2 separate regions of the Homo sapiens genome follow, and region 1 is linked to region 2. Evidence: read pairs that join two places in POLR2A ChIA-PET (ENCODE). Cell type or tissue: PC-9. All regions are shown on one strand. Each heading gives the region's core, and the rest is flanking DNA. Links, peaks and the distances in the headings are about the cores only.

Evidence for each region. ChIA-PET counts read pairs that join two places held together with the same protein. Peaks named below come from ENCODE experiments on the same cell type or tissue, not always from the same donor. Only the 100,000 strongest peaks of a DNase experiment are listed, where the experiment ranks them.
Region 1: POLR2A ChIA-PET joins it to region 2 with 5 read pairs; 3 of 35 experiments call an interaction of 5 or more read pairs at or near these places.

Annotation. Positions count from the first base shown.
Region 1 is chr2:55,308,430-55,314,124 of GRCh38, reverse strand. It overlaps CCDC88A (coiled-coil domain containing 88A), which reads left to right. Exons shown (of 33, transcript NM_001365480.1): 23 at 1,546-1,691; 24 at 4,871-4,963; 25 at 5,102-5,316. It overlaps LOC124907768 (a long non-coding RNA gene), which reads right to left and starts at 5,293. Exons shown (of 3, transcript XR_007086323.1): 1 at 5,198-5,293; 2 at 1-137. In PC-9, for the core only: CTCF peaks have their summits at 2,106 and 2,325; a DNase peak (open chromatin) is centred at 2,404.
Region 2 is chr2:55,583,251-55,588,945 of GRCh38, reverse strand. PPP4R3B (protein phosphatase 4 regulatory subunit 3B) reads left to right here. Exons shown (of 17, transcript NM_001122964.3): 5 at 1-67; 6 at 2,212-2,328; 7 at 3,779-3,895. Among named protein-coding and RNA genes, the nearest start is that of PPP4R3B, 32 kb to the left of the region's middle. In PC-9, for the core only: no CTCF peak of the experiment used is centred there; a DNase peak (open chromatin) is centred at 3,355; H3K4me3 peaks cover 401 bases; H3K27ac peaks cover 2,264 bases.

The DNA of each region.
Region 1 (5,695 bases), core at 512-5,511, 280 kb after region 2:
GCAGGGCTCTGAGAGTCTGAGTGGAAGTCCACAGGCAACTTGAGGCCTAGACTTGGAACTGTTACACCATCACTTCCACCTCTTTCTCTTGGCCAAAAGCATTCCAAATTCAAGAAGAAGGAAAATAGATTCCACTTCTTTACGGGAAAAGTGAGAAGTCACATTGCAAGAGGGCATAGGTACAGGGAAGAAAATAAATGCATTCAGTTTTTTAATGAATCTACCACATATGTTATGTTTCAATTTAACAACATACAGATAAATAAAACCAACGTAGTATGATATTCACAGTTACAGATCTAGATGGTTGTTTATGATTATAGTATAATTCTCCCTGATTTTCTCTACCTTTTGAAATTTTTCAAAATGTTTATTTTTTGCGGGGGGCGGCCGGGGTGGTGGTGTAGGCAGGGCGGGTATGTGTTATTTGCTTTTGCTTTTTTAATACAGATCTCTGGGCTCTACTCGAGACCTGAATTTGAATGCTGGGGCCCACAAATCTACTCTACAAGGGACGCCAAATTTTTAGAATCACTACTTTGGGCCTTCTGCTAACTTCTGTTTGAACCTCTGGCCTAGCTAAGGCATATTTCCAGTTTCTACTAACTGCGTAGAAAAGGCCCAATGCTGCTGGCAGCCCACCTACTAGTAATGCCAGCTGTTAATACCAACTATTGACTAAATTACCCGATTTCCCTTGATCAAGCTACAAAAACTATACACAGACTTTTAAGGTTTCTTGAAAACCGTGAATGGATGCCAGGCGCGGTGGCTCACGCCTGTAATCCCAGTACTTTGGGAGGCCGAGGTGGGCAGATCACCTGAGGTTGGGAGTTAGAGACCAGCCTGACCAACATGGAGAAACCCCATCTTTACTAAAAATACAAAACTAGCTGGGTGTGGTGGCGCATGCCTGTAATCCCAGCTGCTCAGGAAGCTGAGACAGAATAGCTTGAAACTGGGAGGCGGAGGTTGCAGTGAGCCGAAATCATGCTATTGCACTCCAGCCTGGGCAACAAGAGTGAAACTCTGTCTCAAAAAAAGAAAACAGTAGATGGGGAAATTATGAGACATACTAAGTACTTAGTGTGTGCTACACACATGCTACTAGATACTTTACATATGCTAATTAATCCTTGCAACAGCCTTGTTGGGTGGGAGCTATCCTCATTTCATAGATCTGAGAACTTACTTGTCTAACATTTCATAGAAATAAAATATTAGATATTTGAATCTAGCTTTTGGACTATACTATAAGTTAAACAGTTTTAAAGACAGAAAGCAGTGTTTGGGGAGTAGATAATATATTATATATTAGACCCAGTGTTTGTGAAAATTAAGAAAATATTTATATAGAGAGAGAGACAGCATGTAACCCAGTGCTGTAGGTGTCATCACTAAAATAATCATGCTCTGATAAAAGTACAATCATCTAATTGTTCAAACAGTGGAACACTTAAATCTTTGTGTAGTACTTCATATTTTTCAGTTGATTTATGTTAAATGTAAATGTTGATTTTTTAAAAAATGTTTGTGTTTAAACAGTTGCTAAGCCAACTTAAAGGAAATTTAGAAGAAGAAAATCGGCATCTACTAGATCAAATTCAGACATTAATGCTACAGAACAGAACACTTTTGGAGCAGAATATGGAAAGCAAGGATCTTTTTCATGTTGAACAAAGACAGTACATGTAGGTACCAAATAATTTTGCACTCTGAAATATGTTACTCATGATTTTATCATTGCCATACCCAGTGGCAGAGAAAATTCATGCTAATTTTTACTGATTTTCAACAAATATTTTTGAGTGCTTATATTCCAGGCACTATTCTAATAATCAGAAATACTAACATGAAAACACATGCATCTTGCTCTTAAAGAATTAGTAGTCTAAAGTGAGAAATACAAATAAACATTTAAATACAGTAATTCTATAATGGAAGTATATGTAGGAGGCCATAGAAATATAGCACATATAGGGGCAGGAATATCTTAGTCTGGGAGAGGCAAGGTGAACTTTCCAAAGATGAGATTTGAGTGGAGATTTATAGGTTCGATAGGAATTTGCTTGAGGAGGCATGCCAGCCCAGGAGAGCTGCAATACAAAGTCATGGAAGTGTGATGAAAGTATGTTGTGGTGTGGTATAGGACCTAAAAATTAATTGTTCTTTCTGGAGCAAAATTGAGGAAAGGAGGGGTGCAATAGAGAAGTGGCTAAACAGTCAGGACCCAGTTTACAAAGGTTGTTCTATGCCATACCAAGGAGTTGAGATCAAGCTGCAAAACATGTGAAAGAGAGTTGACAGGGCTTAATTATTGGTAAGTTGTGTCTCCAGAAAGTTAAACAATCTGTTAAGACTCACATTTGGGCCTGTGCAGCCCAGTGGGTAGTCTTGGTATTACTACCCGATGATTCATCTTTACTCAATACATCTCTTCTCTTTGCCCCACAAATGAGAAGCATCACAGTAAAATAGAAATAGCACAGATGTTGAAATTAGACAGCTTCTAATTCATGTCCCAATTCATCCACTCACAGTGTGACCACAGACTAGTCATTTCTTTGATCATTAGTTTCTTCTTTAAAATAGAGATGACACTTACTTTCTAGATTATTCAAGGAGTGCATGAAGTAGTATGTCTGTGCCTCTCAGACTTGATGTACATAAACAGCCAGGGCACATGTGAAACCAGGATACATCATACATTTTTCTGAAGCACCAGTCTTACCAAAAAATTTCAGGCAGGGAACATTATTTCTTTATTAATACACAGGTGTATCATGGAACAAAGGCAGAATTTGTGTAAACTTTCAAAGTAAATGTAAAACCTCAAAGAAATTTCACATTTGTGGCTGGACAACTTGGGCTCCACCTTTAGTCCTTTTAGTCCTTTCTGGGGTATGTATTCCTTTACTTGCTTTCAAAAGAAGGCTTGTTTTAGGTTAAGAAGCTTTGCGTATATATAAAACTTTTGGCATTTGAGTCTCCTGTCCCTTAAGCAGAGGCATTATCCAAAGCTTTGTTGTCTTACTATTCTGACCCTTGGTGACTAATACATTTCCAGGTGAAAGTGCTTGTATCTAGATAGTTGACTTCCAAAGATTATGATCTATTCTGACTTAATGAATTTAAATTACAAATATCCATCTTGCATGTTAGATATTTCTAGCTAAATGCCTTTGTTACGTGGTCCTAGCAGGATGGCAGTGGACAGGTAGTATTGAGATTTTGGAGGTTCTTAATGATATTTCAACAAGTAAAAGGAAAAACGAACTGGGAACTCCAGCCTTGTTAACAACTTTTCAAATGTCAACTCTTCTGCAGGCCTCAGATCCAAGCAGTTGGGTGAATAATAAATGTAGGCTGTATGCTGTTTGTACTGTGGTATAACTGTTGGCAACATCTGTTCACAAGGCATCTTCTACAGAATCTCTCAAGTTAGTTCTTCCTAGTCTCCACCACTGTAATTCAGCCTTCCCTCTCAAATAGACTACCCCATTAGCTTCCTGAATGTTTTCTTATCTCCAATCTTTTTTTTTTTTCTTTTCAGTCTTGCTCTGTCAGCCAGGCTGGAGTGCAGTAGCACAATCTCAGCTCACTGCAAACTCCACTCCTGAGTTCAGGCTATTCTCCTGCCTCAGCCTTCCAAGTAGCTGGGACTACAGGCAAATGCTGCGGCATGCTGCTAATTTTTGTATTTTTTGTAAAAACAGAGTTTTGCCACATTGGCCAGGCTGGTCTCAAACTCCTGAGCTCAAGTGATCCACCTGCCTCCACCTCCCAAAGCACTAGAATTACAGGCCTGAGCCACCACGCCCTGCCTTATCTCCACTCTTTCCGATATATCCTATTCCATCATTGGGTTAAAGTACCTTAAACCAAGATTTCTTACCACTTTGTAATGAAACTTTCAATACTTCTGATTTCCTACTGAGCAGAATGTAAAACAAAAACTCTCCCTCACTACTTCCTCTCAGCCTATAACATTCAAGCTAAACATAACTTAGCATTTTTTAACTTCCTACAACTACACCAACATGTAATTTAGCATTCTTATCTTTCCTTTTCAGCCTATCTAATAATGGCCTTTTTCTTCATGGGGCTTTATTTCGTGATCTAAGATGGATATATTTACCTTCCTGTTGTACTTGCACAGTATTTTATTTTGGTACTGCTACTACCTTGGATTATATAGTCATTTTATATATATACACACACACAATATTATATGTTATTATATTAATTTATGGATATATCTTCTCTCCTATATTGTAAACAAAGCTATTTATTATTCATCTTCATATATACCTCATGCCTTCCTCATTGTAAATGATCACTAATGTTTCTGAAGTAAATAGTATTCTTTGGCATTGTGGGGTTTTCTTAGAGACAATACTTTGATGATCTTTGATGTTTCTCTGTATAGTAAATACTACTGAGAATATAACAATGAGACTAGGATGCGATGACTCATGCATTGCTGGAGTCAGGAAATGGTTCTCTACAAGTAAATCAAACCTAAGTAATTCTGCCGAAAAGAAAAATATTTGCATGAACATGTGTTTGCAGGATTATTTATTATATCTATAATTGTAAGCAAACTAAACAATGTTTTAATTTTTTGCTGATATAAATTGTAATAGGTCACCTTTCTTCCAAAAAGGAAAAAAAAATGTAAATTTTTAAAAAAGGAGAAACATGGAAAAATTCCCATTGTTAACTACCTGATGAAATCTTAGTTGCCAACCATGGTATCTGTATTTTTTTATGTTTTGGGGAGACATTAGATCACAGTCACCAAATAATTTAATATTCATAGCTGTACAAAATATGATGCCTGTCCTAAAAGGTAATTTTTATTTTATAGTGATAAGTTAAATGAATTAAGACGTCAGAAGGAGAAACTAGAAGAGAAAATTATGGATCAATACAAATTTTATGACCCATCTCCTCCTAGAAGGTACCATTAACCAAATTTTATGAATTCTTATTCTGAAAAAAAACACTAGGTTATTTCTAATATTGTGATGACTTCTACTTTTGTGAAGGATTTGTATGTTGAATTTTAAACTGATAACAATTTTTAAAATTCTGTTAGGAGAGGCAACTGGATTACTCTAAAAATGAGAAAATTGATAAAGTCTAAGAAAGATATTAATCGGGAACGCCAGAAATCTCTAACATTAACACCCACCCGCTCAGACTCCAGTGAAGGATTTCTTCAGCTCCCTCATCAAGACAGTCAAGATAGTTCTTCAGTAGGTTCAAACTCTTTAGAAGATGGCCAGACCTTGGGGACCAAGAAAAGCAGCAGTGAGTGCTTAAACTCTTTAAACATCGTATTGATTTAGAATCCTTTCTAAAGATTTTTTAAAACTTCAGTAGTCCTTTGGGGGAATAGTCTGATGAATGGCATTTCTTTTTAATTTAACATCATAAAATTAATTGTGTACTGCATTAGTGTACAGCCACACAATTTTCTGAGGTAAATCATACACAGATATACTATCATTTGGCCAGAGGGGTAAAATATTGCAGAAAGAAAGTTAAAATAAGAGCTGGAATACCTCTGCCACTTGCTATTTCTGTTAATATGGGCAAGCCTTTTACCTTTGCTTCATACTTCACAGGACAGTTACAAGGAGCAAGTTAGAAATATGAGATGTCATTTTCATAATTATATATAACTTAA
Region 2 (5,695 bases), core at 287-5,286:
GTTTTTGTCTGAAGTTTTTGCACAATTAACAGATGAGGCTACAGATGATGATAAACGGCGTGAATTGGTAAGTTATGAAATTCAAACTCTTAAAGAGCACTTATTCTTTTGGCATGCACAGCTTTTAATCTTGAATTTGCTAACTTGAGACAATTTTTTGTAATTAGATTAGTAAGAGATGAAAAGTATGTATTTAAATTGAACTATGAAATGATTATTCAGAGTTTCTAAAATTTGTTTCTAGAATTTGTGTATTTTAGAAACTTCTTAGGATGTTCTGATGTATCACCCCCCACCATTGTATGCCTTATAAATCCCCAAATCAGATAAGTGCCTTATGTTAGAACAGAACTACAAAATTCATACATTTTTATGGTTGCAGACATTCGCATTATAGCCATGCTTTTCTTTTTCTTTTTTTTTTTTTTTTCTGAGATGGAGTTTCGCTCTTGTTGCCCAGGCTGGAGTGCAGTGGTGCGATCTCGGCTCACCACAACCTCTGCCTCCCAGGTTCAAGGGATTCTCCCGCCTCAGCCTCCCAAGTAGCTGGGATTACAGGCATGCGCTGCCACACCCGGCTAATTTTGTATTTTTAGTAGAGACAGGATTTCTCCATGTTGGTCAGGCTGGTCTCGAACTCCCAACCTGAGGTGATCCCCCCGCCTTGGCCTCCTAAAGTGCTGGGATTACAGGTGTGAGCCACTGCGCCTAGCCGCAATGCTTTTCTTTTTAAACAAGAGATAAGGAAAATGCTTCCTGAATAAATGATATAAATAATTTGGTTCTTTGGAAATTTTTTATTTTTTATTGTAAGCATTTTCTTTGAGATATAAACCATTTTGAGGAAGAGAATAGTGATTGTGATTGCCGTTTGCCAGATGTTTGACATTTTTTTCAAACATAATGAGATGAGAAGGGAAAGTATATGTTATAGTAATGCATATTCAATTCTATAATTTAGCTATCTGATATTGAATTGCTACAGGAATATCTTCGGTTTCAGATTTTTATTTATTTATTTTGGATTTCACAAAATAATGAAAGATGGCTAATTTAAAACCTCTAAGTCATCTTTGGTGTAGTTACTTATTAGTAGCCTACTTCGTTTTCTCAATTATAATATTGGTGTTTTAGACTAGAGAAGTTTTGATGTACATTTCAGTCCTTAAACCAGTATTATGTTTTTGAGATATTACTGGGGACCCAGCTAGAGTTGAGTTGTAGGATGGTTTCTGTGAAACTATGTGTTCATAATTCAAAACAAATTTATTACCTGGCATTTTTGCACTGAATGTGTTTAAAGAGTTAATTGATCAGTGTTAGCCTTCTGAAAGATGTCATCGTTTTTTATTTTTTCTTTTCGAAAAAGAGTCTTGCTCTGTTGCCCAGACTGGAGTGCAGTGGCATGATTTCAACTCACTGCAACCTCCGCCTCCTGGGTTCAAGCGCTTCTCGTGCCTCAGCCTCCTGAGTAGCTGTGATTACAGGCGTGTGCCACCATGCCCAGCTAATTTTTGTATTTTTAGTAGAGACAGGGTTTCACCCTGTTGGGCAGGCTGGTCTCAAATTCCTGGACTCAAGTGATCCGCCTGCCTCAGCCTCCCAAAATGTTGGGATTACAGGCGTGAGCCACTGTGCCCCGCCAGATGTCATCATTTCAGAGTATCCTGGCACCTCAAAACCTACATTTAAAAACATTTTAAAAACTGGCACCCCATTAAAAGTATATCTTGCATTTTTGCATACTAATAGACCAATAGGCAAATCCAGCATTGTAAACAAAGCATGCATGCTTTCATTTGCCTTTTATAGCCAAATATCTCTGTTGACCTATAAGGTCCCATTGGAGTAAGGAAAATGTTCTAATAACATATTTCAAAGGTTCACTTAGAAAGATGTGTTGTCAAACACCTCCATTCACTGGAAAAAAAAGGAAAAAAGCAGCTTATGATGTGTCTTTCAGAAAGCCAGCTTACATTTACCTTGTATTGGTGGATTTCTCTTTTTGCTTAATAGCACCCAGTAATGCAAGGTTTACTTTTAATGGGGTGCTAGTTTTTAATTTGTTTTTAATGTAGTTTTGAGGAGCCAGCATACTCCAAAAAGATGAGATCCTTCAGAAGGGTGAATACCACACCATGGTAGATGATTACTATAGTGTGCCCCAAGTTTATGTTTATCAATGTCTCACTAAAATTTCTGACATTACAGGTTAATTTTTTCAAGGAGTTTTGTGCATTTTCTCAGACATTACAACCTCAAAACAGGGATGCATTTTTCAAAACATTGGCAAAATTGGGAATTCTTCCTGCTCTTGAAATTGTAATGGTAATTATGCCGTTTCTTTTCATGTTTTTGAAATTGTAAATTTGTAATACACTTATGTTATGGATGGGAAAATATATAATAATGTATATTCAATTCTATAGTTTAGCTATCTTAATTGAATTACAAGAATATCTTCAGTTTCAGATTTTTATTTAATTTTTAATATCAGTATGTAATCACTTGCATATAGTGTGCTTTCAAGTGAATAAAAAAACCCCACGTTTTTGCAAGACTGTTATATTTTCTGTAACAATATTAAGTGTGTTTCATAGAAGCCAGTAAAATATCTTTTGTTTTTAGATCAGTGAGTGGAACAAGGGGATTCATGCTGCAACACAGGGTTAGGGCATGGTTCTTAGAGTTTTGTTTATATGAGTTTTATCTATTGGTATTTACTTTATGGAAAATTAAAACAAATTTTTAAAGCATTCATTTAAAAATGATAACCCATTATATGTTAACATAAATAATAGAACTTTTTTCACCACATTTTCTTGAGATTGAAATCAATATAACTTTTATGAAAAATAATTTTTTCAAAACAAAAAATTTAGTGAAAAGAGTACCGTTTTTTACTTTTTTTTTCCTGCTAATCCCTTTAGTACCTTGCTTTATAGAAGGTGTTTAGATTCACAAAGCAGCTTCTACATTTAATTTGTGGTGATATCATGTCACACAGCCTCTGGAAAACCCCACTGTACTTGTGATTGAATGAGAGTGAAAATGACAAAGGCTCAGTGTTATTTATTATTATGAAATAGTCTTAATCTTGTATACTTCCTGAAAAGGATGTTAGACCCCTCTCACCAGGATTACCTGGACCACACTTTGAGAACTGCTGGGTTGGGGAGTGTTTTCAGAATCACCTCAAGGTTTTGTAACTTATAAGTCATGTACTCTTCATGTGTTGGAGGGGAAAAGTATCTAGGATTACCATCTTAGAAAACTAAGTTGCAGAAAAGGGTAGAAATGCCCAAAAAGAGTTTTCAAAAGCATGCTCTATTAGGTGAGTCACAGGAAATAGAAACAGTTACTAAGGAGTAACTCTTGCAAAATCAGGACAAAAGGCAGATTCTGGAAGACTTTGAAGTCTTAGCTAGGAGACGTTATTCAAATTTTTACATATATTTAAATAAATCCCCTTCCCATATTTTTTACAGCATTTGTAAGGTATTGCCTTATAATCCTGTGCCAATTCTTATATTTAAATTCTCTGTATATTTATTTGCAGTGGTAAAAATCAGCAGAAACTAATCATTGAATTGCCTGAAAGTTTTAATATTTGTAAAAAGAAAGGAAGAACATACTGGCAAGGTTATACACATTGATTGCAGTAAAACATCTTAATCCAAAAAGTTGAGAGCTAGTGTATGGATTTGGAAAAGAAAAAAGAAATGTGAGAATAACTTTTGTTAACAGTCTCTAAGTAACCTAATTTTCCTTTTATCAGGGCATGGATGATTTGCAAGTCAGATCAGCTGCTACAGATATATTTTCTTATCTAGTAGAATTTAGTCCATCTATGGTCCGAGAGTTTGTAATGCAAGAAGCTCAGCAGAGTGATGACGTAAGTAATAATGCTGTGGTTCTATGTGAATTACCTGTAGAGTGAGTAGTGTTTGCAAACTATTGAGAGAAAAAACATAACATAATCTTAATCTTTCTTGGGAGCAAAATAATAGATTTCTGACTTGTTGTGACTTTGGCCAAATTAGAATATGTGGCGACTGATTTTGTTTATTGTTAGAAAAAAAGAAACCCAGATATTCAAACCAATATTGAGATAAATAGATTATAATAGAATCAGATTTGTAAATATTGGTCTTAAATTTCAAGTGTTAATGAAATGTAATTTCAAGCCTTAGGAGATCTACAGGTCAGGTACTTACCTAGGATAACTAAAAAGTTGCTTTTATTTGTTCAAAAAATATGTTTTAAGTAGGAATGAAAGTTTAATAATGACTGGGTGAGATTGGAGACTATTTTTCTAAGTGCAGTAACTCAGGAATAGAAAACCAAACATCGTATGTTCTCAACTCATAAGTGAGAGCTAAGCTATGAGGATGCAAAGGCATAAGAATGACACAATGGACTTTGGGGACTTGGGGAAAGGGTGGGAAGGGGGTGAAGGATAAAAAAACTACAAATAGGGTGCAGTGTATACTGCTTGGGTGATGGGTGCCCCAAAATCTCACAAATCACCAGCAAAGAACTTACTCATGTAACCAAACACCACCTGTTCCCCAACCACCTATGGAAATAAAAAACATTAAAAAAAAGACAGTTTAATAATGAGACCAATATTGTGTTTTCCCACTACTGATATATTTAAATTTTCCCCTTAAGCTATTTTAAGGACAAAATGAACAGAGAGCTATAATTAAAAGTACTCTTTTTTTATTATTAAAAATGCCTCAGTTTTAAGTAGGAGATAATTATAATTGTCTTCCTTTTTGTTTTTTGTTTTTTTTGAGACAGAGGTTCACTCTTGTTGCCCAGGCTGGAGTGCAATGGCGCATTCTCGGCTCACTGTAACCTCTGTGCGCCACCACGCCTGGCTAACTGTGTATTTTTGGTAGAGAAGAGGTTTCACCATGTTGTTCAGGGTGGTCTCAAACTCCTGACCTCAGGTGATCCACCCATCTCGGCCTCCTAAAGTGCTGGGATTAAAGGCATGAGCCACCATGTGCGATCCACTTGTTAAGGAAAGTTTTTGATTCTCAATTTTAATTTGATGCTTGCATCAGTTACCACTGAATGAAATTATAGTTGTTTTATGTGTTTTGCATTTAATCTTTTAATGTGTCCTTAGATTTATACTTTCTATGTTTGTTAGTTATTTTCAATGTTTTTTAAAGTGATTTTATTTTAGAATCAACTTGGGCTAATGCTGCAATGTCAAATGATGCTAATTCTGACTTTAAAGAGAAATGCCTACTTTATTAATCATTTTATAATCTCATTGGTTTATCTTAATGCCACCCTTTACAAAAGATAACTTTGAAATTAACACTCCCATTGCTCCATCTTCAGTGATGTGTGTGATTAAAGGCATTTATCATAAAATGACCATGAATCAATCTCAGACCATGATCTTAGTAAACTGTTAACTTTCAGAATTCTTAACTCTTCAAGCTTTGATTCCTGTTTTAATTAAAAATATTTCTTGTTTAATTGATACCTAAGACTTAGAAAAGCAGTGATTGATTTTTTCACTGTGAAAAGATCCTTTCTCAGTGTTTTTTTTTCTTATAACAACCTTCTAGGGGTTTCATTTTCCTGAATTTTCTGAGAGCTAACAATTTTACATTTTTAAAACTGTGTTGCCTCAAAATAATTTAGTCCACAAGAGAAGATAAATTAATTA